Regions from separate parts of the Homo sapiens genome. Here regions 2, 3 and 4 are each linked to region 1. Evidence: chromatin contacts called from ENCODE Hi-C or POLR2A ChIA-PET data. All regions are on one chromosome and are shown on one strand. The core of a region is the stretch at or near the end of the contact, and the rest is flanking DNA. Distances in the headings are between cores, read along the strand shown.

The links. Hi-C counts contacts between places; a loop is a spot of excess contacts on that map. ChIA-PET counts read pairs that join two places held with the same protein, here RNA polymerase II (POLR2A). Pooled maps may share reads with other maps.
Region 2: a loop to region 1 is called in a map of GM12878, with 7 times the contacts of the local background. The contact joins the enhancer-like site here to the promoter of IRF1 in region 1. A Hi-C loop is called at or near these places in 3 of 168 maps with a recorded cell type or tissue (GM12878, endothelial cell of umbilical vein and naive thymus-derived CD4-positive, alpha-beta T cell), 18 of 37 single-sample maps with no recorded cell type and 17 of 50 pooled maps. POLR2A ChIA-PET finds 5 or more read pairs at or near these places in 4 of 52 experiments (WTC11, activated B cell, activated CD4-positive, alpha-beta T cell and 1 more).
Region 3: a loop to region 1 is called in a map of OCI-LY7, with 2.2 times the contacts of the local background. The contact joins the enhancer-like site here to the promoter of IRF1 in region 1. A Hi-C loop is called at or near these places in 2 of 168 maps with a recorded cell type or tissue (Caco-2 and OCI-LY7) and 8 of 50 pooled maps. POLR2A ChIA-PET finds 5 or more read pairs at or near these places in 3 of 52 experiments (HEK293, MCF 10A and WTC11).
Region 4: a pooled map shows a loop between it and region 1 (2.7-fold over the local background). The contact joins the promoter of SEPTIN8 here to the promoter of IRF1 in region 1. A Hi-C loop is called at or near these places in 1 of 168 maps with a recorded cell type or tissue (sigmoid colon) and 8 of 50 pooled maps. POLR2A ChIA-PET finds 5 or more read pairs at or near these places in 3 of 52 experiments (SK-N-SH, activated CD4-positive, alpha-beta T cell and activated T-cell).

Annotation. Positions count from the first base shown.
Region 1 is chr5:132,486,331-132,493,096 of GRCh38, reverse strand. It overlaps IRF1 (interferon regulatory factor 1), which reads left to right and starts at 2,324. Exons shown (of 10, transcript NM_002198.3): 1 at 2,324-2,552; 2 at 3,614-3,705; 3 at 5,072-5,171; 4 at 5,967-6,143; 5 at 6,253-6,302; 6 at 6,411-6,540; 7 at 6,724-6,766. The coding sequence starts at 3,619. RefSeq lists enhancers at 1,073-1,122, 1,163-1,372, 864-1,509, 1,643-1,782, 2,804-3,451 and 1 more and silencers at 1,923-2,372, 2,633-2,912, 3,443-3,492.
Region 2 is chr5:132,098,169-132,104,934 of GRCh38, reverse strand. No RefSeq gene overlaps it. Among named protein-coding and RNA genes, the nearest start is that of CSF2, 28 kb to the right of the region's middle. RefSeq lists enhancers at 1,087-1,466, 1,245-1,539, 6,465-6,759. Within about 2 kb of position 4,039, at least 4 of the 41 ENCODE cell types and tissues checked have a DNase peak (open chromatin) inside an H3K27ac peak, as active enhancers do; they include GM12878, where a contact is called at or near this core.
Region 3 is chr5:132,201,825-132,208,590 of GRCh38, reverse strand. It overlaps P4HA2 (prolyl 4-hydroxylase subunit alpha 2), which reads left to right. Exons shown (of 15, transcript NM_001017974.2): 8 at 707-883; 9 at 4,439-4,509; 10 at 4,744-4,843. Among named protein-coding and RNA genes, the nearest start is that of MIR6830, 13 kb to the left of the region's middle. RefSeq lists enhancers at 146-645, 646-1,147. Within about 2 kb of position 2,675, at least 5 of the 41 ENCODE cell types and tissues checked have a DNase peak (open chromatin) inside an H3K27ac peak, as active enhancers do; they include OCI-LY7, where a contact is called at or near this core.
Region 4 is chr5:132,773,366-132,780,131 of GRCh38, reverse strand. It overlaps SEPTIN8 (septin 8), which reads left to right and starts at 2,893. Exons shown (of 10, transcript NM_001098811.2): 1 at 2,893-3,024. The coding sequence starts at 2,995. RefSeq lists silencers at 2,573-2,622, 2,713-3,122.

The sequences.
Region 1 (6,766 bases), core at 1,075-3,574:
CAAAATAAAGTAAGAATCCCTAAGGTTAAAAAAAAAAAAAAGGTCAAAGATGTAAATGTAAATGACAGTTTCATTGGTAAATCCTAACTGGGGAATTTCTCCTAAGCAAAAAATTATTGATATGCACAAAGATTTAGCTAATAGTGTTGTTTGTATTACGAAAAAATGGAAATAACCTAACTGTCCTACAATAGGGGATTAATTGGGTAAATTTTTATTTATCCTTGTGAAAGAATAATGTATACCTATTACAAATGACATTGCATAAGTACATTTCATGACATGGAAAGATGCTCATTATGGCTAAATATACATATGCATATACGGGTATATTTATACCTGTATCTGTGAATTAAAATTAAGTTTTTGTTTTAAAGCATTTTTTATAGTGTCCTGTTGCCTTCACAGGGTCACTGTGGTCAACTTATCAGACCACAAAGATGCAAACTTCCTTTCCCTAATCTCATCCTGAATTTTCCAGTGGATGTGTCAGGTTCTCAGGGGAAGGACAAGCATCTATTTGCTGTACCAAGAAAGGATCCCACGACTCAGGGGTCACTTGTTTTCTCTTATTCTTGCTCAGAAGGTCTTGGTCCCTGTAGCAAGTCCCCACTTCCATTTGTCACTTAAAGTACCCCAAAACCCACCTTTCCATTCCAGAGTGTCATTGCCCTCCACTTTGCTTAACACTCAGTTAGGTTCCTTCCTCAGTTTCTCCTACCTCCTTTCCTCTCCTAGCTCCTGACCCACCTCTATCTGGTAGACAGTTTTGCCCATTCCTGCTGGTATCCTGGGAACCAGGTTTGGCATTGGTCACAGCACTCAGATTGCAATGCGCCAGAATGGGATTAACCCATGCATTTCCTCTACGGGAGGGAGGTAGAGTGACTGGCAAGTCGAATGTTGCATGGGTGTGTCTATTTATAGCCTGCAAAATGGGGTGCTGCCCTGGAGGGAGAGCTGGGGTGAAGGAAATGACACGCCTGGGAGAGTAACTTACTTCTGCAGGAGCTTTAGGGAGATGAAGGAAGAAGCCTCCTGGGCCAGAGTTTTGGATGGAAAATGAACACCCAGTCAAGTCTCTAGGACTATACGTGGGGCGGGGACTAGTTGTGCGCGAGAGTTAAGTAGGGGCCTTACCAAGGAGCATGGGACCTGGGCTCCCCAACCCTTTGGCTAGCCCCATGGCGTTGATCAGCCCTGAGCTAATTCCTCCATGCTGCCCAGAACCTCTCTGGGCCAAGCCCTGGGGACTCAGAGATGACAGCAATGCTTCCATTGCGGAACTCCCATACGCGGGCCACAGGGAGGCTCTGGAGGCGGCCTGAGGCAAGAGTGCTAGGAGGGATCAGAGCTAGCCCACCCCTACCCTCACTCAGCCGTCTGGGCTTCTCTGAACCCCTTCTCCTCCTCTGTTCCCTAAAGCCAGCCAGGGGGAGTCCCAGGGAGGCAGACCGAAAAGGGGTGGGGTGTCATCCTGGTCACTATTAGACCCTGCAACGGCGACCTTGAAAACTACTCAGCGTCTGTTGCCCGAGTGGAGCATAGTGCTTTACAATCTCTTCCCATCACAGCAAACCATCAAGGTAGGGCTACTATTATTTTATGGTTGAAAAACAGAGGTCCTGCGTCCCTTGGGGGCTGTGCCAGCAGCGGCCAAGTTGGGATTTCCCCTGGTCCAGCAGCCCCAGACAGCACACGGGGCAGGGTAGGCTTTCTGCCTTCTTCACTTCCCCAGGGCAGGTGAGTGACCTGGAGGGAGGGGGTCACCCCTAAAAACAGGGGTAGTGCTAGGACTGAAACCCTCCCTTCTTGATATCCCACTGGCAAGCTTGAGGAGCCAGGCTGCCAGTCGGGAGATTCGGCCCAGTGTTCCCACTGGAGAGGGCGGCAAGTGCCCGGGCGATCCCCTCACCTGCGTTCGGGAGATATACCCCCGCCCCCGCCCCGCCAGGAGGGTGAAAAGATGGCCCCAGGAGCCAGCCGGCTGGGACAAGGCGGAGTGAGAGGACAGGCTGGGGCCAGGGGCGCTGGGCTGTCCCGGGCAGCCCTCCTCCGGGCAAGCCGGAGCAGGGGTGGATTGGGAGCGCTCGGGGCGGGCCCGCGGTGGCCCCGGGGCGGTGGCGCCCGGCCGGAGAGGGTGGGGCGGAGCAGCCGCCCTGTACTTCCCCTTCGCCGCTAGCTCTACAACAGCCTGATTTCCCCGAAATGACGGCACGCAGCCGGCCAATGGGCGCCCGCGCGGCTGTCCGGGGGCGGGGCCGGCCAGGGCTGGGGAATCCCGCTAAGTGTTTGGATTGCTCGGTGGCGCCGCTGCCCTGGCAGAGCTCGCCACTCCTTAGTCGAGGCAAGACGTGCGCCCGAGCCCCGCCGAACCGAGGCCACCCGGAGCCGTGCCCAGTCCACGCCGGCCGTGCCCGGCGGCCTTAAGAACCCGGCAACCTCTGCCTTCTTCCCTCTTCCACTCGGAGTCGCGCTCCGCGCGCCCTCACTGCAGCCCCTGCGTCGCCGGGACCCTCGCGCGCGACCGCCGAATCGCTCCTGCAGCAGAGGTGAGTACGCCTTTGAGGCGCGGGGCACCGGCGGCGTCGAATAAAAGGCGCGCGGGGCACCAGGAAGTGGGGGGTCGAAAGCTCCAGGCTGGAGACTCGCCGGCGCGCGGCGTTGCCCGGGCCTCCGCGCGGGCTCCGGGGGGCGCCGGAGGAGCTGCGAGCCGCGGGCCGCGGCGCGGGGAGGGCGGGACGCGGCGTGGACCGCCCACCCGGACGAGGCTGCCGGCGCCCGGCAGCTTTCGCAGATCTGCGTGCGCGCAGCCGCCAGGGGCCTGTAGGTGGCCCGCTATGTTCGTCCCGCGCATCCACACGCCGTGCCGGGGACCGAGTGTCAGCCCACGCGTGGGCGCCCAGTGCTCCCGGCTTTCGGCGGTCCCAGCTCCGCGCCCAGGCGACAGGTTTTGGGCTCCCTGTGCTGGTGGCAAGGGCTGGCTTACTGCCCAGGTGGCTGGAGGGAATCGTGACCTACGGAGACTGCGGGAAGAGGCGCCACAGGTGTTCCTTGGGCCACTTCTCCAGAGGAGGGGAAACCGGGCCGGAAGGGTTAGCGTCCTGGTCTTAGCGTTGTGGGCGCTGTGGCTGTCAGGAAGGCGTAGAATGGATTCAGGGGGGCGGGAGGGGGCTGTTCAGGGTGACGGCTAGCCCTTTGCTAGCTAGTGGTTACAACTCAAGTCAAGGGAATTTCTTCTTGGCATCAAGCAAAAGAAGTCCCTCCCTTCCCAAAGGATTTGAATTTTGAGCGAAAAGTTCTGAAATTAGGGTATCTGTGCATTTTGTCTCTTTTCCTGCATATGAATCCTGAAGCCATCACTTGCATGCCTGTCTCCTCCAGAGACTGGCTGGGAGGGGCTGAAGGAAGGGGCAAAAGCATTTTTGCCTAAGATGCTGAAAAAATTTGGAGAGCAGTTTTATTCCAGCGCAGCTCCCCTCCGCACTGAGTGTAGTACCTAGCAGCTGGCTGAGGTGAGGGGAGGGTAACTAAGTGACCTCGGGTGGGGCAGGTCACTGCCCAGGTACTGTTCAACAGATTCCAGACTGGAGCCTCTGTGTTCTCTTTACAGCCAACATGCCCATCACTCGGATGCGCATGAGACCCTGGCTAGAGATGCAGATTAATTCCAACCAAATCCCGGGGCTCATCTGGATTAATAAAGTGAGTGTAACTCTTTGGGTTTTCCTGCCACTGTTTTAACCCATGTACTTCTGGAGGGACCAAAGCTTCAGATGCAGCTCAAAAAGGGAAGTGATAACGGGACAAGCAGGTGTTTCTCCCAGTGGGTCCTGCATGCAGGGAGTGTGCACGGCCCAGCCTGGGCCTCACTTGCATGACTCCTGCCTTCTTCCCTTCTTGAGGTAGGGCACCCACCTGAAGGCACTTCCAGTTTCCAGCAGCAAGACTTTCCAGCATCTGCAGAGCTGGAGTTCTGCTCTCCTCTAAGCGAGACCCTTACAAACATACACAGCACTCTGCAGGGCTCCAATCGAACAAATAGAAGACTGAGAAGTGGATGCTGCTGGGCAGAAACGTGCCTGGCTTAGCAGAGGACAAACGAGTTAATCTTGCACCAGTCACTCTGGCCCAAGAAGCCTATAGCTGGTGCACTTGGGGCAACATAGACCCTATAGACTTAGTAGCAATGATAGTATTCATAATAATAGCTAATGCTTACTGAACACTCCCTGTGTGCCTGGCACCTGCTAAGTATGTTATTTACATTGTGTCATTTAATCCTCGCAGTAGTCCTGTGGGTTAGATCTTACTAATGTCATCATTTTCAGATAAGTAAACAGAGGCACTGAGAGGTAGATCATAAGATCACACAAAAAGTGATGAAGCCAAGATTTGAACTTGAACGGTCTGACTCAGAAATCTTTACTGTTAACCATAAGTGATATAATAACAGTAAGACCTTAGACTTCATATTTGTCACTGTGTCCCTACACATCCTCTGGTTTTTAATCCTCAAAATTTTGTTGGATATGTTTTCTCATTTCCGAGAAGAGAAAACTGAGGGGCAAAGAGATACAGTGACAATGCCAGGGTTACACAGTGTTCACCATCCAAGTCTAGCCCAGAGCTCCCTCAGTGGTATGACCAGGACCCCCTGTGTAAGAGCCCATGCTCCCAGGTGTCCTGAGGAGTCCTTTCTAATGGAAGAAGTTCTTACTTCCATGTGGGTGCTTACAAGCCAGAGAGAAACATCCCAGAGCTTCAAAACCAGGGCTTTGGGGGAGGGTGCCCTGTGTGGGTCCTAGCACATGTGTAACAGGCAGAGGGAGGTCTTTGTGAGCTAATAATGCTGCAGCTCATCCAAACTAGGTGTCCCTCCTGAGAGATCCAGAGTGGTCTGTTTAAGCCAGCCTCAAGATGGGTGTCCAAGCCAGATGTCAGGGGAAAAAAGGGGAAGTCAGCCTTTTCTCAGACCTGTCTGGCTGGGCAGGCCTGGGTCTCAGACTCAGCCCCAAAGTCTGTGGTCTCTGACCTGACACAGCCTTATGTGTATGTGTGTATTGTTCAGGAGGAGATGATCTTCCAGATCCCATGGAAGCATGCTGCCAAGCATGGCTGGGACATCAACAAGGATGCCTGTTTGTTCCGGAGCTGGGCCATTCACACAGGTGTGTGCCTGGGACTCAGGCCTAGGAAGCCCAGGGTAGAGACAAGAGGAGGCACTCACGTTAACACAGAGGCTCTTCACTGGGGTCCCTGAGCTCCCTGAGACAACATGCAGAATTACTGGGAAGAGGGGCTGGTGGCAGACTTGTGTTTCTGGAGAAGAGAGTCGATCATCTCAGCAAATTCTCAAAGGGAAAAGCCAAGATCTTAGAAAGTGTGTGGCTTCAGGGGGTTTGTGGCTAGATGAAAGTTCTCCCTGGCAAAAGCATCTGTGAAAAGCAGCTGTAAGCCAGGGCACTGAAAGAGACCCAGGTCTGCCTTTTTCTTCGTGTTGACCAAGGCCCTTGGTCCAAGCCTCATGTGGTTGGTGGCCTCCTTTATCCTTGAGAGATGGAGCTCTAGGCCCATCTCAGAACAGTCAGCCCACCCATTTAGTAACTGTTCTCTGCTGCCCAGTCTGTGCCCACTCTACCCTCTGGCTGCTGATAGCCCAAGGAGGAAGACTGGGCATAGTCTGAGACACAGATAGTACACTTTGGGGATATGGGGACTCTAGTGCTTCTGGCTGGGCCCTTCACTGAGGCCCGCTAGATGTGTTTAAGCCAAGCCTGGGCATTTGAGAAGGCCCAGGGCCTAGGACCTGCAGAGTGTCACCGGGAGTACCTGCTGGTTTGACCACTGTGGCTCTCTGGTAGCATAAGAGGTCAGGGGTACCTTGCCTTCCTCCTTCAGGCCAGGGGCAGCTGAGGATCCCTACCCATGGCCCTGACGATCCTCTTTTTTCTCCTGCCCTCTAGGCCGATACAAAGCAGGGGAAAAGGAGCCAGATCCCAAGACGTGGAAGGCCAACTTTCGCTGTGCCATGAACTCCCTGCCAGATATCGAGGAGGTGAAAGACCAGAGCAGGAACAAGGGCAGCTCAGCTGTGCGAGTGTACCGGATGCTTCCACCTCTCACCAAGAACCAGAGAAAAGGTATCCAAGGACTCTGGGTCCTTGGGAAGCCCTCAGGGAGGGAGGGTAGAAGGAGGTCAGCTGGGGCTGGAGAGCCTGCACCAAGGCTGACAGCCCGTCTGCCCCACAGAAAGAAAGTCGAAGTCCAGCCGAGATGCTAAGAGCAAGGCCAAGAGGAAGGTGAGTGTGGTCCTAAGCAGCCAGGCCTTTGGTCACCTGTGGGCCAGGGTGAGCAGTGGAAGAAATGCTAAGGTGGGCCTGGGCCTAAGCTGCTTTCTCCCTCGACAGTCATGTGGGGATTCCAGCCCTGATACCTTCTCTGATGGACTCAGCAGCTCCACTCTGCCTGATGACCACAGCAGCTACACAGTTCCAGGCTACATGCAGGACTTGGAGGTGGAGCAGGCCCTGACTCCAGGTGAGCTGGTCCAGGTCTGGCAGGAGACCCCACAGGTCAGTGGGATGACTCTTTCTCTTGGAGGCATGGTGCTGGCACATGGTGGCCCATTAGTGCAGGCTGCAGGGTTGGTCGGAGGGCGCTCGATGTCTTGCAAACTAAGAAAGCACACAACCTTGACCTGTGGCTTCTGCTGTTCCCCAGCACTGTCGCCATGTGCTGTCAGCAGCACTCTCCCCGACTGGCA
Region 2 (6,766 bases), core at 2,790-5,289, 390 kb after region 1:
AGCAGACCTATAATACAAAAGCCCCTGCCCTTGAGGGGGGCTACCTGGTTTCCAGGTGCACCCCCAGTTTATCTCATGGTTTAGGTGGCACTATTTATGACTCACCAAGTTTGTGACAGATGATCAGTGTCTTCCTTCTGTGGCTGCAGTTTATCTGTGCACAGATGCTGGCATCCTTCAATCCAGGTCTCAGGTTTGGGTCAGGGCTTAGCTTGAGGCAGTAGGAAGAACAGAGCTCTCTGGATGGTTTAGGCAAGCTTGTCCAACCCATGACTCACAGGCTGTATACTACCCATGACAGCTTTGAATGTGACCCAACATAAATTGGTAAACTTTCCTAAAACATTATGAGATTTTTTGCTTTCTTTTTTTTTTTTTTTTTTTTTTTTTTGCTCATCAGCTATTGTTAGTGTTAGTGAATTTTATGTGTGGCCCAAGACAATTCTTCTTCCAAAGTGGCCCAGGGAAACCAAAAGATTGGACATCTCTGGTTTAGAGATTCAGTTGGTTTCTTCAACTTCAGTTCTTGGTGTACAGGGATGGCCTCTGACTTGCTCCACATCCTCAATCCGGCCACCACCTGGTTTTCTGCACACAGGAAACACTTGGCAATGTTGGCTGAAACAATGAGTGAGAGCCAAGTGCCAAGTGCTGGGCTAACCTCGCTCACAGCCAATTAGGCATAAAGTAACCAGGGCTGTAAGAGAAGTGGAAACAGAGATGCAGATGCTCCAAGGAGGCCAGACACTTGCCCTCCTCTCTTGGTGAGTCCTGTGCTCAGAAGGGGCACAACGGAGACGTGCTTGGGCTGTCCATACGGCAGTCTCTCTGCGGCAGTGGAGAAAGCTCTGGTCTGTGTGTATAGTGTGCATGCAGGGGAGTGTGCATATGTGTGTATATTTGCCTACATGCACATGCATGTTCACATTGGCTCTGGTCCCCACAACAACACCATTATAGGGCCCTGCTTAGCCATCCTTTCTGCAGTGGGTGGGGGGGGTGGGGAAAGGGGTTCCTGACTGCTGTGTCACTTTTGGATAGTCACTGTTTTTTGTGTGCAGCACTCCTACCTCACCTACCCCACCCCTAGAGGCAGGCAGGGTGATGACTGAAGCATCAGGCCTGTGGTTTCTGTAACAGGAAGTGATTTAGATGCTGAAAGCTAATTTTAGATGAAATGATATGGGGTTTTTAAAGAATCTTTCAGGGTTGGTTTCAGGCTCAAGGCTTAGCCCCCTGCTCCTCTTGCCTACAGGGGACAGGCAGTTTCCCATTGTCCTTGTCACTGTCTTGCTGGGTGAACTCATGCCTAGCTGGGCAGGGTTCTTAGGTAGAAAGCCAGTGCTGATTTTTCCTGGATTTCAGAATGTTTAAGTCATTGTTTTTGGCCTTGAACACCAGAGTCCTGTGACTCAGCACAGGCCTGGCTCTAGGCCAAGCAGACACAGGACCTCTTATCCCTGGAAGGGGACTGCCTGGAGGCTCCCAAGGATCTTGTTAGGACAGAGATGTCCACCCTCACCCAGGCTGAGGCCTGGGCCAGAGGTCAGATGAGGCTTCTGGGCCAAAAAAAGTATCATCTTGGGTGGCAGACACTTAGGTGGGGCCTCTTCTCCCAGTTAGCCCTGTCCTGAGCCTCTTAGCAGGGGCGGCTTTCTGACCCAGGTGCCACACTAAGGATCCCATCCTGATTGAGCCCTGTAGATTGGGACTCCTGATAGCAGCAGACACAAAAGAAACTGAGGAGTAGGCACAGAACTCTGAGAGTCCTGTCCTCCTGGTGTCGGGGTCCCACTGGTTGGGGACCTTGGAGCCTCGTGGTTTCTGTCTCTGCCAAGGCCTGAGCACAGGAAATAGAAGGTTGGGCCTCCCTGGTCACCTCTGCAAGGGTCTTCAAAGCCCATTTTAATCTGTTGTCCCATTCCCTAGGTCTTCCACAGCACCCCATACCAGAGAATGCTGCTCCCATTATCAGAGAAGCAGCCAAATATCAGCATGCTAAGAGAGATGTCCCAGGGTTACATAGCTTCACTCAGGCAGCATTGGAGCCAGCCAGGCCAGGAGCTTACCCTGTCCCATACTACCGATGGGATGCCCAGCATTCAGGGAAAAGAGCTCACTCTGCATATCTCATCTAGACAGCAGCCAGCCTCATGAACCCCTACCACAAACCTGGGACCTCTGGAAAGCCAAGTATAAGTCTCTGCCAGTTCTTAGTCCACCCTTGTTCTGCTTTGTGGTGAGGTATAGCTTGGGAGATGAGGCGAGGCCTATAGGTCTTGGTTGGTACACAAGAAGAAACACTTCTGCCTAGAGAGGCTGTCGACAGACATTTCCAGGGACACACAGCAGACAGCCTTCATGGCCTTCATGACCAGTCGGTCCCTTGTGGAAGACAAGTAGGACAGGACAGATGATTAGCCCAGAGCCAAAACTGAGCTCAAACCGCAGAAGAGGAGAGCATTCTCACAAAAGCTCCAGTGTTTGCAGCACAATGACGGAGGTAGATGGTGTGAGCTAAGCCCTGTTTTGAGAGTTCCATAGAAGGTGTCTTTGACCTATTTTCAAGGGCTGTGGTGGTAGGAGGAATTTTTGGCCACATCATAAAGAGTTTTGTGGCCACCTCTGATATACCTAGCTCAGGAAGTTGTAATTTTCCATGATTAGGTTATTAGTCACCAAAGTGATTGCTGCCCCCAGACCCTGGCCCCTGTGCTGCAGGAGGCTGACAGAGATGCCCCTCCAGCACTGCAGCCCTGCCTCCCCAGCTGCAGGCCAGAAGCCAAGGAGGCCCTGAGTACTGATGTTGGGCCCTCTGGGTGCTTCCCTTGTTTGTGGAACCCCACAGCCCCATTCCAACTTCTTGAGCACTTTGCCTACCCCAGGAGATTTAACTGGGGCAAGAAATCCTGTAAGATCTCAACAAACGGACGTGGGTAGAATAGCTCCCAGAAAATCTACTCAAGGGAAGACCCATGTACTCCAAGGTATCAATAATGGTGAGGGACTCAGTCTGTAACTTTCTAGGACAGTTTCATTTCATTTTAAAAATTTAAGATGAAAGAGTTTATTAATGGAAGTAGTTCATGAAGCACCTTCAGGAAACCACACAGGACTCAGAGCTCCTTGCCTTTAGAAAGACAGGACTGTGTCAGCCTGTGTGGCATTCACACCTGGATTCCCAGGGTGGGCTTCCCTTAGAAAGGGAGAATTAGTTGCAGCCCATCTCTCTGTGGGAATCTCACCTGGTGAGCCCCTTCTCCCAAACTCCTAGAGTGTCTCACCCCAGCTCCTGGGCTCGACTGGTGCCTCTGAGGAGCGTACCTGCTGTTGGAATTGGCGGAGCGCTGCCAGGCTGAGGAGCGAGGAGAGCCTGCCCCTGGGCCCTGCCACCAAAGCCATGGGGGCAGTCGCATGCTTTGCTTGTCAGTTGGTGGCATTTAGGTGGCATTAGGAATGTTTGTTGTTTCTAATTATTTGTTTGTTTGTTTGTTTATTTGAAAGTAATCCCTCTTTTTCCAAAGGCCTGCATGCTGCCTTGATTCTGGAGGAGCCAGGGATTGGCCCAATGACCCAAATGTTTGGAAGTCTTTAAGGGCCCTTTTCATGCCCGTGAAGTCACAGAAGTAGGTAATCACCCACCTACCCTCCCCAGGTACCCGATATTGATGTGGGTCAGAGGGGGCTGAGAAATAACTCAGCCTCAAAGCCTTAGACCGTCTTCTCAGGGTGTAACCGTCATCTCAGGATAGACAATTCAGGAAGAGGATGCCTTGCCACACATGAGGAGGTGGGAGTGGCAAATGAGCAGGCGTTGCATTCAGGGCAGGTTTAGAGGAAGGTTTGGCAGGTGAATGATGGTTTGCGTACAAACTACAGACAAGAAATTGAGAGGACAACTGGGTATAGGTGAGGTGACTACTCTGCCCTCAGAAAAGTGGAAGTCTGAGTTCATGGGGGAATGCCTCTTAAATAACACAGATGGGCAAACTCCAGACATTAGTGAAACCTTCTTCGTTAGACATTCTTTTCAGGGGTTTCTCATACTTCCCCAATCACCTTAATCATCAGTGCTGACCACAACTGATACCTTTCTGGGTGACTCAAGGCCAGTGCTCAGGCGGGCCACCGTGTGTTGAATCCAGCTGAAGATGCAGGTGCAGCTGGAGGAAGGACTAGCCCTGAATGGGCACCAACCCCAAAAGAATCCACTGACTGTCACTTAGGCAAAAGTTCCGCAGTCACATTGCTTTTGGATCCTCCGCCTCACTCTTCCTGAGAGGTATTTGGTGCAAATAGCCGGACCTCTGGAGTGGGAGACACCTGACTCCAGTTCCTGCCACTTCCTCCTTCCTGCTAGTTGCCAGACCTTGGACAGTTTGGTAACTTTGAATTTGCCCCTGTCAAATTCATTCATTTACTCATGCACTCACTCACTCATTCACTCAACATAAATTCCTGAGTAGCTTCCATGTGCCAGGTACTAGTTTAGGTACTTGGGAGTGATCAGTAGAGGAAATAGGTAAGTGTTCCGCCTTCAGAAATGTGTATCATGGCATGGGAGGTACAAAATAAGCAACAAAGCTGTTAACAAGTTAGAAAGTGGTAAGTGCTATGGGAAAAAACAGAGCAAGATAAGCAGTGCTTGGAGTGGTGGTAGAAGGGGCTGCAATCTTAAACAGTATGGACATGGCAGATCTCTGAGAAAATAACATCTGAGCAAAGACTTGAAGGTGTTGAAGGCGTTAGCCCCTTTTAGGCACAGGGAAGAGCCAGCGCAAAGGCTCTGAGGCTGGTGTGTTCAAGGAGCAACATGGAGGCAAGTGTGGCTGGAGCAGAATGAGTGAGCAGAGAGGGTCACAGGGGAAAAGAAAGTGATGGAAAGATAAAGGGGAAGATGATGCGGACCTTGCAGGCCACTGTGGGAACTATGGCTTTTCTGTGGTAAAACACAGAACTCCAAGAGGGTTTTGAACAGAGGGCTATGATCTGACTAGAGCATAACAGGATCACTCTGGCTGCTGAGTTGAGAATAGATTATAGAGCAGGGAACAGGTAGAAGCAGGGAAATTAGCTAGGCTTCCACTGAAGTATATTCTAGAAGATAATAGTGGCTGGAATCATCATGGATTCAGTGGAAGTGGGGAGAAATGAGAAATGTTGGATTCTGGACCTGTTTTGGAAGAAGAATCATCAGCATTTGCTGATGGCTTAGATGTTGAGTATGAGAGAGAGATCAGAGTTAAGGATGACTCCAAGGGTTTTTCTCTGAGCAGCTGGAAAGAAGGATTTGACCTCAACTGAGACAAGAAGACTATATGTGGGGCAGGCATGAAGGGGAAGATTAGGAGTTCACTTTAGCACACATAAAATGGGATAATTATACTTCACAGGCTGTAGTGAGGGTTAAATATGATAATATATGAAAGGTCTTAGTACTAGCAAGCTCTTAGTAAATGTCACTTTCCCTTTTTCTTTCTCAAAGAGGTGGTGAAGCATGAACAGCTGGGGTCCCCAAACCAATTTGACTAATTGCCTTTCTGTAGAAGTAATGTGCCAATCAGATGCCAAGACAGCCTCCTCCCTGTGGTTTTCTCACTCTTCAGGAAACTTTCACTGTTGCTAACAGGGTCTTTAGATTTGTCAAAGGTTTCTCGGTGATGTTGACACACTGATGTGATGATGAGTTTCTGCATCGGGGCACTGTGGCGCCCAGACAGCCTCCATCTATGTGCTCACCGTTTCCATATCAGTCACTCTGCTGGTGTCACATGAGCAAGAGGCATGATCTCTTCAGCAGAACAGTTTGGTTCTACAGACACACACCGACATCCATATCACTCCTTGTCCCCCCACCCCCAGGTTGTTATGGGACTGTTGAAAAATTACTTACCTGTGAGGTAGGTACTATTATTCCCATTTTATAGATGAAGAACAAAGGTTCAGAGAGGCTTGTTATATGAATTAAGTGAATGAGTATATGCAAAAATGCTTAGTACCACTGTGCCTAGAACTTAGTAAATGCTTGAGAAAGGTTAACCATTGTTAATAAATGTTAATCATTGTCAGTAGTTCAAGAAAGGAAGGATTTTCTCCAAAACTACACTTTTGTTATAAAAGACAGTAGGCTGACTTAACATTAGGTCACAACTTTATCTTAGCTATTTGAATCATTTGATTCTGAATAATATTGTTGGCATGTGGCACATTACAATTTTTAAATGAACAAAACAAAAAAGGTTATAGTCTGTATAGTAGAAGCATTTTCATACAGGGAATAATTGGATATACTTGACTTTATGGATGAGAAAATCCAGGTACCTGGAAGGATGCTACCCAAGGGCCATCTTTGGATATGGGATGCTCTTTACTTGTTTGAATTTTTAACAGTAAACTTAAATCATTCTTAGGACAATAGGCTAGTTTGTAAAGATGTCTCTGAAATGTCCGGTAAGATTTGTGTGGTACCTGTGTGATTAACTGTTTTCAGTGGTTACATTGCTTTATCTGAGGGGCCACCTGACTGTGCTGACACCATGATGGACAGCCCAAGTCAGGGTGCATGAGATAGTGAGGCCTAGCAAAACAGATTCCTTAGAAGTGCCCAAACTTCCCTCTTCAGCTGAGGTTGGTGACTGCTCAGACCCAGAGCCGTGCACATGCTTAGTCATTTGATCACTGTCTGAGAAAGCCTTCTCTCTGGGTAGAAACGTAAGAACAACTTGAGGTTTGTAGTATCCCTCTCAAGCTTGTCCAATCCACGGCC
Region 3 (6,766 bases), core at 1,426-3,925, 280 kb after region 1:
CACGAAAAGGGTCAGGAATTACTTTCTGCCATGGGACTTGAGGATGTGAGGTGATTTTGGGAGAGAAGAAAAATTGCATGATTTGTGGGGTGTTATTTCATGCCAGTTAAGCTGAAGGGGCTCTCCTCTCCTCTCCCCTCCCCCCATTCCCCCCTCTCCTCCCCTCCCCCCCTCCCCTCCCCCTCCCCTCCCCCTCCCCTCCCCCTTCTCCTCCTCTCTCCTCCCCTCCCTCCCTCCCTTCCTTTCTTCCTTCCTTTTTCTTCTCTTTTTCCTGTTTCCTCTTTTTCCTTTTCTTTTCTTTCTTTCGTCTCACCCTGTCGCCCAGGCTGGTGTGCAGTGGTATAATCATAGCTCACTGCAGCTTTGACCTCCCAGCCTTGAGCAATCCTCCTGCCTCAGTCTCCTGAGTAGCTGGGACTACAGGTATGCACCATCATGCCTGGCTAATTTTTTAGAGACAGGTCTATGTCATCTAGGCTGGTCCCAAACTCCTGGTCTCAAGCTATCCTTTGGCCCCCCAGAGTTCTCGGATTACAGGCATGAGCCACTGTGCATGCCCACCTGCTGGGACTTTTGTTTTCTTCTGTGGTGTGGTGGGAGGGAGCAGCTGCTGGCCATGAGGTGAGTCCAGTGTCTGCAGACAGCCAGACTGGGACCGAGGATTAGGACTCACTCAGCTCAGGGCCTGTTACTCTGTGCTTTCCAGACACCCCGTAGACAGAAGAGGCTTTTCTGTAGGTACCACCATGGCAACAGGGCCCCACAGCTGCTCATTGCCCCCTTCAAAGAGGAGGACGAGTGGGACAGCCCGCACATCGTCAGGTACTACGATGTCATGTCTGATGAGGAAATCGAGAGGATCAAGGAGATCGCAAAACCTAAAGTAGGTGTCACTGTAGGTCCTTCTCGGGTCACTGAAGGGGGAAGGTCCTTTTTCTCATCCCTAGCACTATGGGTGGTTGGTTTGCCCATCTAGCCACCCTTTATCCATATCTAGCATGGGCCTACCGTGGGGATACAGAGATGCTTCAGACTCAGCCTGACCTTGTGAGTTCATGGTCCAGTGGAAGAAGAACAGGGTAACCAATGTGGACAGCCAAGTGCTATCATAGAAGGTCACGCTGGGAACAGGGCAGGTCTACACTGGTGTGTCAGTTCACCTGGTTGGGAGACTGGTGCGTGGGTGAGTTTTTTGGAAATGTTCCATAGGATGCTATGAAGCTGGGTCCTGTGGAGCTCCTGATTAGGACTGTAAATGAGGTGAATGACTTAGAGGAGAATGTATATCTTTATAATATTGGGTCTTCTCATCCAAGGGCATGACAGGTCTCTCCATATCTTTTTAAGTTTTCTTCATATAAGCCTTGAACATTTCTTAAGTTTATTCCTTGGTAGTTTCTTTGTTACTGTTAATTTACTTTATTTCTTCATTATTATTTTTAACTGGTTACATTATTTTATTAGTTTACTATTATATGCCAAACTATTGATTTTACAAATACATTTCATAGTAAGAGCTAATGTTTACTGAATTCTTAACTGTGGCAGGAACTTCTAAGTGCTTAACATATATATTAAGTGTTATGTCACAGTTATGAACAGCTGCTCATAATGATGTCACTGTCTCTGTTTTACCTATGAAAAAGCAAACTCATACAGATTGCAGCTAGTGGTTGAATTTACTTATTTCTTTTTTGGTTTTTAGCTGATTTCTCTTTGGTTGCCTGGATAGCATTAACACCTGGAAATAAGGAAAATTTTATTTTCTCCTGATACTTGTAGTTCCTTTGTTTTTATAACCTTATTGAATTGCCCAGAACTTCTAGAGCATAATTACGTAGAATAGGCATCCTTGTCTCATTCCTGAATTTCCTGGAAATTCCTATGGTATTTTACTGCTAAGAATGCAGTTGGCTGTTGGTTTTGTATATATGCCATGTTTTAAAATTATTCTTCTGTTTCTAGTTCATAAAAGATTTGTTCCCCATTTGACATCTTTCAAAGAGACCTATTTGCTGCCATATCCCATCACTGATGATTGGGAGGGAGGATTTAGCTCGATTCTCTATTGCTCTGCTCCTAATAGAATTGTAGGGGCCGAGGTGACCAGGAGGCCCGACACTCATGGAGAGACCTGAAATAGGTTCCTATCCTGGCCCCTGGACCTCATCTTGGAACAGCTTTGGCTTGAGGTACTAGGACATCTAGGGCTTTGAGTCAGTGGTTGGCATCATCGATGTGGCTGAGGAAGGGGGCTAGCCAGATATATGGAGAATGGGGACTAGGACTCCCCTTTCTACTCAGCTCCAGAGTCCTCCAGGAAAGAAAACTACTTTGTTGGTTGTGCCAGGATTTCCTGAGAGATTTCTTACCCGTTCTTCAGTTCCAGACACTGAGAACATTTCTCTGTGCATGTGTGCATATGTGTACACATGTGTGTGGCTGGCCAGAGGGTAGTGTTAGGAAAAGATATATTTGAATAGAAGCCATGCAAAGAGCCAAACAAGGTTGGCAAACATGTTTGGCTCTTAACATGGCTTCTATTCAAAGATAAGCTGACCCCTCCTTTCCGGAGACTGTGAGGGACAGATGCTATTCTGGCTTTGAAGTAGAGCCAATGAGCTTAACTTGGCCTGTGGGGAATGCCTGGCAGCTGTCTGTGGGGTCTCTGGCCTGCTTTCAAAATAGCCCTGTGCTTCCCCTGGGGCAGAGCACAGCTGCTCAGAGCCTCTTTGTGGGTGTCAGGCCAATGCTGAGGCACAGATGTTTGGATGGGGTCTGGCTGTGGCTGCAGTTTTCAGGGAGGGACTGACATGAGCTGAAGCTCAGGAAGGGCCATGAGTAGGAGCTTGGGAGCCGTCTGTCCTGCTTGTGCTGGCCATCTTACCAGATCATGCCATAGCAGCACAGTGTCCAAGTTGGTCCATCTCACCCCCTTACTAGCCTTCTGGTCCATCTACTCCTCTCCATCCCTTCTGCCACCACCTGGCCCGGGCCACCATCATCTCTTGCCCTGACCTCTGTCGTGGCCTCACTAGCCTCCCAGTCCCCACTCTGGCCCCTCATTAGTCAACTCTCCATGAGGTATTCACAGTGATCCATTTTACATTCACATTTTGAGTGTCCCTCCCCTGCATAAAGCCTTCCCCATTTCTCGTTGGCCACAAGGTTGCATCTAGTTCCTAGCCCCTGCTTGTCTCTTCAGCCTGTTCTCTCTTACTACTTCCCATAACCTTTAATCCACACCTACTGCAACACCCATTTTCATTCCCAGGCCTCTGGATTGCTGCTCTTTCCCTGTTCCTGTAATGTTCCTCTACTTGGATAACTCATGTTAACCCTTCAGGCCTCAGCTAGGTGGTCTCCTCCCCTAGGAAGCTATTCTTGACACTATACCCTGAGCTTCCACAGGATGGTAAGTTCACCCATGCTGTGCTGCAGTTACCTGACTGGTTTTCTGCTTTCCCCACTTGACTGAGTTGTAAGAGTGCAGGGGCCATGTCTCAGTTACCTAGCATAGTGCCAGGCACAAAGTAGGCACTCATCAATATTTATTGAAATCAAGGGGAAGTGTGTTGGGGTGGGAGTACCTGGGCCTATGGCCCCACCCATGTGAGGTCATGAGGACAGTCCACAGCTGAAGCACATGGACCTTTGCCATGTTGGCTGGCTCTGGGCGGCGAGTCCCCCTTGGGGTTTCACTAAGCCTAACTGTGGAGGCTGGGGGAGATGAAGTAGATGCAGGGAGTGCATGTGTAGTGTGTACCTGTATGAGTGGGTGGCTTCCAGGCAGTGGTTCACTTATTTTAACTTACAGAATCTTTTCCTGGTTTTATCATCTGACTTGTAAGGATCCCAAGGGAGCGAAAACTGTGCCATCTGTCTTTGCTTCTTGAGGCTGTGGGAACCCAGTGTGAGGTGGTGCAGCAGGAGAGTGTTTGGATGGGTTTCTTGGCAGAGGAGCCCACTGAGGTTCGGAAGGATGGTGGAACTTGACTCAATTGAGAGAAGTACATAAGGCGGAGGCTCAGGCATGGTGGCACAGTCTGAAAATGGTGGGAGTAGCTAAGCTCAGGCAGGCTGTGCTCAGGCAGGGGTGGTATGTGGGCCTGGCAAGGAAAGGGGCTAGTCAGGCAGATGCATGGGTAGACAAGGCAGGCATAATTCTGCAGGCAAAGCGGACCTGGGGAGGAGAAGGGATGAGCAGTGACCGAGCAGGGCAATAGCCAGGAACTGATTGCGGATTGGGAATGTGGAGGCCTCAGACTCTTGCCCTCAACTGGCCTGCAGGATCTTGGGGCCTTGGCTAGAGCCATTGGCTGCAAAGCTTCCTCCACTAGCATGGCAGTAAATCTGGTCCCAGTGCTCTCTGGGAAAATATTCAAGGCAAAACAAACAAACAAACAAATCAAGTCTTCCCTCTCCTCCTTCCTTCTAGCTTGCACGAGCCACCGTTCGTGATCCCAAGACAGGAGTCCTCACTGTCGCCAGCTACCGGGTTTCCAAAAGGTAAGCAAAGAGCAGGGGTTCGTAGCTGCTCAAGCCCCAACTTCAGGACTTCTCAGTGCCTACCCTAGGGATGGGTGGCTTGCCTTTTCCTGCCTGCTGGCACCTCCTCACCCCCTTGCAGCAGGCATCCTGTACTGCCTGTTCATGCTGGCCCTGACTCTGGGGACAGAGTTCAGGACCTCATGGAAGCCTGCCCTTCCGTCTTCTTTTCTCTGCCCTTTTCTTTTTGCCCAGCTCCTGGCTAGAGGAAGATGATGACCCTGTTGTGGCCCGAGTAAATCGTCGGATGCAGCATATCACAGGGTTAACAGTAAAGACTGCAGAATTGTTACAGGTACAGATAGTACCTGGGACTGTAGGAGTTGGGAAGTGGGTATTTGTGGCTAGATGGTCTCACAGGGTGTCCAGAACTGGGCCAAGAGGCCCAACTGTATGACTACTGCCTGATGCTATGAATATGGAGTGATCTCATTTTAGGAAACCAGAATTAATCATGCCTGCTGGCTTTCAACAATTAGTGTTCAACAAATATCTATTGAGCATCTGCTGTGTGCCCAAGTGTGCTGCAAGCTAGGGATCAGGGGTAGTTATGGTAGGTTCGTTCATGTCTTCTTGACAACAGAAGCTCAAATCCTGAATGGTCTCAGGGACATCTCTAAGAGAGCTAAAAATGACTTCAGAGGCCATGGTTCTGTGTCATAATCAAATACATTTGAAGGTCAAAGTATTCTGTGTGTTTTCTCCTGCTGAACCACAACTGAAGTTGCTCCAAAAGCAGCAGCAGGGGACTTCCCATGAGGGACTGCCAAGATGGGGTCAGTTGAGAATTCAAAGAAAGCGGCACTAAACCCCTGGGTCTTCAGTCCACAGCATTTATTAGGGAACTTGCAGAGTGGGCTGCAGCAATCCTCAAAATGGACAGCAAGAGACAAGAATTGTTTTACCTAAGTATTTCCACAGTGAGGGAGTCAGAGTGTGGAGTTTATTTGAGGGTTTAGGGAATTTGGTTCAGGGCTGGGGCTAGTTTCTTTCAGTGTTATGGGCAACAACCTAAACACCTTCATCAGTGCCTGGGAATGTTGAAGACTCCAGCTTGTGTTCCAGCCTGAAGGGAAAAACCTGCAGCTGGCTGGGTCACAGAGCTGTCAAGGGAGTCTGATTTTCAGTCAGAACAAAGAAAGAAAGGCGGGGTGGGTCTGGGGGACCTTACACTGTGATATGTAGGTGGAAGTGAGAGGCCTGGACTGGTTAAGCTGGTGCAGGTGGAATGTTCTTGTCCAAGTACTCCCACTGGGACCCTGGCTTCCTGCCTTTATTCAGAGGTGATTTTGAAGAAATGTGGCAGCACCCTGCTGAAAGGTTTTGGGTAAAGCTCCTTATTAAAGTATCCTCTTGGGTAAAGCTTAGTAAAGTGTCCTCTTGGGTATTGAGTCCAAATCAGCACTGGCTATGTTCCCTTATAAATATTGGAACTTCTGTGTTCTGTTGTAAAATTGATGACCTGAGACACCATCAGAGAAGTTTCACTGGCATCTTTCTAGAGGCCTCTGGGTCTCTCTGTTTGGCCAAAGTTTCTGTATACTTAAAGATAGCAGCCTTTACCTTTAGGATTGGCATTTGGGTCTGATCTACCATAGATCTCATTAGAATATTGATTAAAGATCATTTGGAAAAGATTTTTTGAACTTTTGCTTGGACACGCCTAAGCAAATCAGCCTTCTTTTTGTTGTTTTTTCTGTGTAGCTGCATCAGCAATTGGAAAATCAATTTTGAAGGTCATCTTTATGGATTGGTGTGAAGTCTACCAGAGTTTTAAAAAGCATACTGATTACCTTGCAAATAGTACTGTGAAATTTTAATTTTTTTTTCAGTTCAGCTCAACTTAGTGTTTTGTAATTTTTAAATAAATTCTGCAGATAAGCACATCCATGGAGGACTTCTGCCTCATCTCCCACTTGCTGCGTATGTGTAAGAGCACCACCATTTCAAGAGTGATAGGCACTCTTGATGTGCTAGATGAGTCCCTGTTGGCATTGTCTTGATTCATATCTTCTTGGAGCAGGTTTTTGTTTTTGTTTTTAAAGACATCTGCCACTGCTTCCTCTGTGTTAGAGCCAGTCTTCAGGACTTTCATGGTCCTGATCAAAGACCACAGTCTGCTTGGCTGATTTCATACCCTGGACCAAGAGGCTGAGTAGACAGGACCTGTGGCTCTGTTGCTTTCCTGGCTAGCTGTGCGGCTGTACTCACTGTATCC
Region 4 (6,766 bases), core at 1,644-4,143, 290 kb before region 1:
ATGGCAGCTTCTGGAATCCTCTGAGAGTTGGCTCATTTGCACTGTATTACTATCATTGCCTCTTGCTGCCTGGAATGCAGATATCACCATATTGGACCATGAGAGCAAGACCACGTAAGGCCAAGCAACAAGAAGAAAGTGTGCGTAGAGAGTCACATAAGCCCTGGACTACCTACCTGGACAATGTAAGAAAGGAAGACATTTCTATCTTGTTGAAGCAGCTGAACATAATCCTAACTGATGCACAACCTGCACACACATACAGAAATGTCGTCTGTGATACCATTTGCATTGTACATCAGAGGGGAAAGATGAAACAACTGGTTTGGCATACACATACACAAATTGCCTAGATGTGAAGGAGTTAAAAAAAAGTTTTTAAAGAAAATTTATTCTTTTCTCACAAACACAATATCTTTGTGAAGTTAGGGAAGGGTCTTTATTTTTAGAAGCCAAAGTAAAAATAATAAATAAAATAACAAGTACACTTGACAACATCAAAAATTTAAACTTCTACATGACAAAAGAAAGTATAAACAAAAGTAAAAGACAAGCAAGAGGCCTGGAGGGCAGCATTTCCTGAAGCGAAGTCTTGTCATGTTCAAGTTCAGTGTGGTGCTGGGTATGTATGCAGGGTAGAGACAAGGGGCAACAAAGTGTGGGTAGAGCTGTATATTCCCCTTTCTTTTGCACAGAAAATGCATATTAGCTGATCAAAAGCTGAGGACTTCTACAGAACCCTGTCTGTGTATGGAACTCAGCATTCCCCAGTTATTTGACGGTGAGACCAATCTTTTTGTGGTAAAATCTATGAACTAACCTCTAGGTGTATACGAAACACTCAGAAATGCTGCCATAAGAAATAACACTTTGCCATGTGAGAAATGATCGTTATATTCACCTTTTGAGCCCTCATAGATAATTCTCACTCTTTTATAAGTTCTGACCAGCAGCAGCATAAAATGAGAGAAATTTCGGCATTGTGGAATAGGAGGAAATTCTCCTGTTTACTCCTACAGAGCAGAGTGAATATATCCCAAAAGAAGGAAGTCACCTGTACTCTGAGCTTTTCCTTCTCATAGCCACTGGCCAGGACTGTAAGAAGTACATGTTTTGAAATATTTCCGATTAGAGATAAAAGACCATTTTGAAGATAATTTAGGGCTAGTCCCAGAGAGTTGTAATGCAGAACTGCCATACGGATGGCAGTTGGTCGTGATTTCTTGTTAGTTATAGGGAAAGAAAAAGGAAACAGTAGATACAGTCTAGGATGATCAATTCAGTATTGACCACACATTCTCTGGGCTCTGAGATTAAGGCCCTTGTAGTCTAGAGAGGGAGATTTTATTTAATATTATATTTTAAGTACAACTTAAAGCCCTTTACTTATGTTATTTAATCCTGTAACATAGGTGCTATACTTGTTCTCATTTTTAGGACCAGGGAAGGGAGGCATAGTTAAGTAACTTGCCTAGCTAAGGTTAAAAAGCTAGCAGGATTCCACCAGGAAGGTTTGCCATAGATCCAGCTACCCTAACCACTGCTCTGCTCTATTTCTTGTAGATAACTTTAATACAGCATGGGAAACAGCAACATAGAGAGAGGAGCAAAGTGAAAACATTGTCAGGAAGGTCCAGCGGGAAGTCAGTCCACCTTGGGGACAAGCTACAGTTTGCCTGGGAGAGTGAGGAGGGGAAAGCCAAATCAGGGTGACAAGGTCAAACAGCAGAGAGGGGGCTCCTCTTAAGCCAGGTGTGCTAAGTCGAACGTGGTCTTTAGGCACCTCCAGTCAGCACAAGTTTCTGAGTAGGAGAAACAGGTCAGGTTGCTTCTCAGCATACTGGGGTGAGGGGTGTGTGTGGAGGGTGGACCAACCTGGGATGAGGCCAGTGGGGGGTAGGGGGCAAACCTTGCCACATTCCCAGAAAGAGCAGAGAGAAAGGCAGAGGGAAGAGAAAGAAACGGGGTTTCAGAGGATTTGGGAGCTGCTTTTGTATAGATTGTCAGTGAGAAGGATACAGAACCTCCTGAGGCCTCCGACCCTGGCGTAAGTGTTAATTTTCTGAACGTTTTGAGCAGTGACATTAGCGGAGAGAACGTGCACGCACTGGGAGTGGTCATCCTCTTTGCACAATGGTGGAACCATTAAGACGTTGTCCCAAGCCCTTGGGACAGGCAGGGTGATGGACACTTGCAATCTGACGCCTTGACCGTCGAGCTCCGCTTTTCTATTGCAGGAATCCCAGCCTAAACTGCGCATCCTGCTCGTTGGTTGCACAAGGAGCCGAAGGCTGGTCCCTTGCCCGGGAAGGCCGCCTGGCCGGACGCGCGGGTCCCGCCGGGGTTCCCGCCTTAGCTCCGGCCGGAGCATCAGGTGGGGCCCAAGACACCCGCAGACTAGGCTGCCGCGGCCTCTCCCGGATCCGACGGGTCTCCCGCAGCTTGTCCACACTCTGGTTGGTGGTCCCAGCACATTTGCAGGCTCCAGCGGGTGGAGACGGCTTGGTGGGGGAGATCTCTAGGGCGCACGCCGTGCCCCACTTCCCCCTTACGGGAAAGGCTTTCCAGCGCGCGGACCCAGGAGACTCTCACCTAGGCTCGGCCCCAGGCTCCAGGGGACACGCAGAGGCCCGCCGGGCACCAGCCCCGAGCCCCCCGACACTGCCGTCCCGGTCCCCCAACGCGCGGACTACAAGTCCCAGCAGTCCCCGCAGCTGGCACCTCCCGCCTCGCCGCGGAGACCCCCGGCCGTCCAAGCGGCGGGGCTCCGGCTGCGCTCGTGGCCGGGCCGGGCGGGGAGGCCGGTCCCGCGGGCGGGGGCAGGGGCGGCTCCGCGGCTTCTCCCGCCGCCGCCGCCAAGGGGAGTTTCCAGGAAGTGGCCATATTGGATCCATTCAGCCGCAGCCGCCCGGGCGGAGCGCGTCCCGCAGCCGGCTGGTCCCTGTCGCTGCCCCTGCGCTCGTCCCAGCCCACCCGCCCGGTGCGGAGCTCGCCATGGCGGCCACCGACCTGGAGCGCTTCTCGGTGAGGGCCCCGCTGGGCCACGGCGCGCGCGGGAGGCGCGGGGCGCAGGAGGGGCCGCCCTGCAGCTGGCGGGGGGCGCGAAGCGGGCTGTCAGCGCCTCACGGCCGGGCCTCGACACCGGGCCAGCTCGAGGACCCCGGCGCGGGCTCTCGGCCGCGCTATCGGGGGGTCCCGGAGCGTCGGGCGGCCTGCCTTGCCGGGCGGCTGGTCGGGGTCGCTTCCTGGGGCGCAGGCAAGGCTAACCCCTTTCGCGGGAAGGAGCAAAGACCCGCCTGGCTCCGGGCAGGTGCGAAGATAGAGTGGCGCCCGCGGGGCCGCAGGTGAGGGTCCGGGACACTCCGGACCCTATCGCCCAGGGTGTTTCTTTCTGCACACTTGGGGAAGAGTCCTAGCCGCACAGGTGCTGCGGGATAGGTACAGCCGGGGAGGATGGAGGCCCCAGGATCCGAGAGAGTCTCCCACACGAGCCCAGGACAGTTGCAGACTTGAGTCCTGAAGACCCTTGGCCTGCTTTTCCTTCCTCCCCCGCTCCCCTCTGCCCCGCTCCCCACGCCGGAATCCTGGGTGCGACTCCAGGCAGGTCAGGCCTCAGTGGTCGGGTCTGCGGCAGCCATTCGCCAGGAGCTGGAGGGATTCCAGACTCAGCCCAGTGGGCGTTTATTTGGGCTCCAGTCCAGGTCCTCAGAAGGTTGATGTCCCTGGTGGTCCCTGCAGGGGTCTCACTGGGCCTGAGCCTGCCGACAGCCAACTTACTAAAGGCTTTCATAATTCACTCGCGGGAGGGAGGCCTTTGGGGGGTTGTATCTGGACATCCCCTGCTGTCTAAGGCTGGATCTGGGTGTGTCTGGGAGGCTAGGCTGTGACAGTGAAGGAAGCTGTGTCCTCTTGCCAGCATGTAAGGCCCTGGTCGGCTGGAAGGGGGAGGAGGGGGAGAAGGAGGAGGAGGAGGAGGGAGGCCCAGGGCTGTTGGAGGGAAGGGGGAATTCTGAATATGTGAACGATAACGAATTGGTTCTGGGGCTAAATAAGGGAGCCAGGACTTATGTAATTAATGCTATAAATACCGTCATCCCAATTTATATATGTAAATTTTCCATTTAATCTGAAAATACATTTCTTATTCTACTTTGGAAATGTGCATGACTAAAGCAGGAGCTCTTGGTTTCATAATTTCTAGACTCGGGTGTTTTATTCCCATTGGAGAGGGGGTCGTATGTCAGTTAAGTAAGTTTAAATACATGAGGAACAGATTCAGAGGCTGGGCTACTCAGAGATTCACTTCGCCCCGTATTATAAATTGGAATTTATGTACCGGAGGAGGGCAGTGCCTGAATCCTAACAGACCTGCTGATTAGCTGGAGGCCAAGAGACCCGTGAGTGCCTGGGTGTCTCTGCATGTGTGTCTGTGTGCATTTTCTGTGCCCAGCTGACCAGAAAGTTATGTCTGGGTCTTGTCTGTGGCCAGAGGTTTAACAGTTGATGTTGCAGGTGGGAGAGGTATGTAGAGAAACCAGAATCAGACAGCCTGATAGGAATCCTAGACACTCCTTGTTGGCCATGTGACCTTGGGCAGGTTATTTAACCCCTTGGTGCTCTCATGCGTATAATGGGATAGAAATATTTCTTCCCTCATAGGGGTATTGTGAGGATTCAACAAGAGAATCCAGGGGAGGTACTTAGCCCTGTGTCTGGCACATGGTAAGGACACAATAAATAATATATGCTACCTATTGTCCACGTGGATGTGAGGACTGGCCCCCTATGTAAGAAGGGAGCAGAGGATGCATTTGCCCTGTTCATGGCACTCTCTGTAGAGCTTCCATCCCTGCTCGTCCAGAGATGGTCCTCAGAGGGTTAGCTGAGAGGCCATGCTGTGGGCTGGTCAAGCCTTCCCCTGGGGTCCTGTGTTTGCTCTCGGACCATTCCTGTGAGGAGTTTTGGTATTAGCTGCGGGGTGGCCAGGGCACAGAGAGGGGACTGACTCAGGCAAGGGCGTAGAGCCTGAGCGCAGGGCCTTGGTTGCTATGCCAGCTTCAGCTGGAGGGATGGACACCTTCCACACCCTCTGCACTTTGGGCTGTCAGCCTCCTGGAAGGGCTTGGATAGGGTTGGATTTGGGTGGAGACCTTGGGTGGAGTTTGGCCTGAATTTAAGTCTGGACTCCATTCACCCTTCCTGGCTTGTCATCTTGGGAAAATCATTTCTGCCTTTATCTTGCTGTAAAATGGGCAGAGCCACACTGGTTCCTCAGAGAGTTTATGGAGGGTTAATTGCAGTCCGTGGCATGTTTGGAAATATGCTGAGGTGTCTCGCAAGCCCCAGGATGTGATGGAGCCATGACAGGTCTACACTGTCCCTCTGGCCAGCTCAGTGGTCAGTCTAGCCCTGCAGGCCTGAGAATTGTCCTGACCTGGAGCTTAGACGGCATACAGAGTTGTACTTTGAGATGGATGTGTGCTGGGTTCCTGTGTCCTCACATAGCATGGTGTACACACCACAGGCCAACAGCCTTGGCATCCTGACTGGGCTCTGCTCCACCCTAGATCAGTATTGGGGTAAGGGTTGGCATCCCCTGTGTGTGGGTGTGTGGAGCAGCCCTCTGAGGAGGGTGTGTTGCCTCTTGCCTTCCTCGGGCAGCCAGATTCCTGTCCACTCTTGCTGTGCCCCTCCTCCTAACTGGAACCTTGACTCTGGGGCTCAGCCCTTTCTTCCCCGAGGGCCAGCTCCGGTGTTTTCTCCTGCCAGAATCTCACAGGTTCAGACCCCGTGGTGAGCAACCCTTTAGGGCTTGGGGAAAGTGAAGCTGAGGGGGAGAGGAAGAAACGTGCAGCACACAGCCTCACACTGGCGTTCTTCCCAGCCAGTCACTTACCCCCATCTCTGCTTTATCCCCAGCACCATCTGTCACTTCCGTTGTCACCCCTGCAATCTTGATACTTCCCCAAGAAGCGGGCTCTTCAGGGAGTACCTAGTCCCTCCTGAAGCAGGAATTGAGAGCCCGCACCCAAATGAGGCTCAAGGTCTCTGTCAGAGTGATATCTCCCCATCTTGTAAAAACGGCCAGTAGCCTCCTTGCTGAGCCATGCCGAAGAAAAACGGGAGCTGAGCAAGAGATGCCCGTGCAGCTCCCAGGGCACATGTGAGCACCACCTGCAGAGCTGCAGCTCTGCCCTCTCCCCCAGGAGGTGAGTCTGCCTGCCCTCCCTCTCTCTTGGGCATCAGACCATGCTATGTGTGCCCACCTTAGGAAGGTCTCCTTGGGGTCTTGATTGCAGTGGGTCAGAGCTGCGGGGCTGATGGAAAGCATTGGTCATTCCAGGGAGCACATGCTAAAAGACTGACCATGATAGGAACAGAGAGGATGGCAAGGAGGAGACCAAGCTCAGGGCCAAGGAGGAGGGAGACTGGATGGAGCCTGGGAACCCAGGGTCTGACTTGTGTCAAAAACCTTGGATGGCAAGGAGGGCAGTGGGTGCTTTGAGCGCATTATCTTGTTGATGCCAACAGCCCAAGGTTGGGTGAGGATGCAGACTTTGGTCATTGGCTAGCAAAGGTAGGGGGAACAAGATCCAAATTCCAATACCAGAGATGACAGAGAGGGTGGATACCTTGGCGTTTTGAGCCCTCGGATGGGCTAGGTGGAAGCATATATTATATTTGGGGCAGTAACTACCACGAATGTCTCTGTGGCTCAAGTCCAGCTACCAGAGGCGAGCAGCTGCAGGATGGTAGAGCAAAGGGC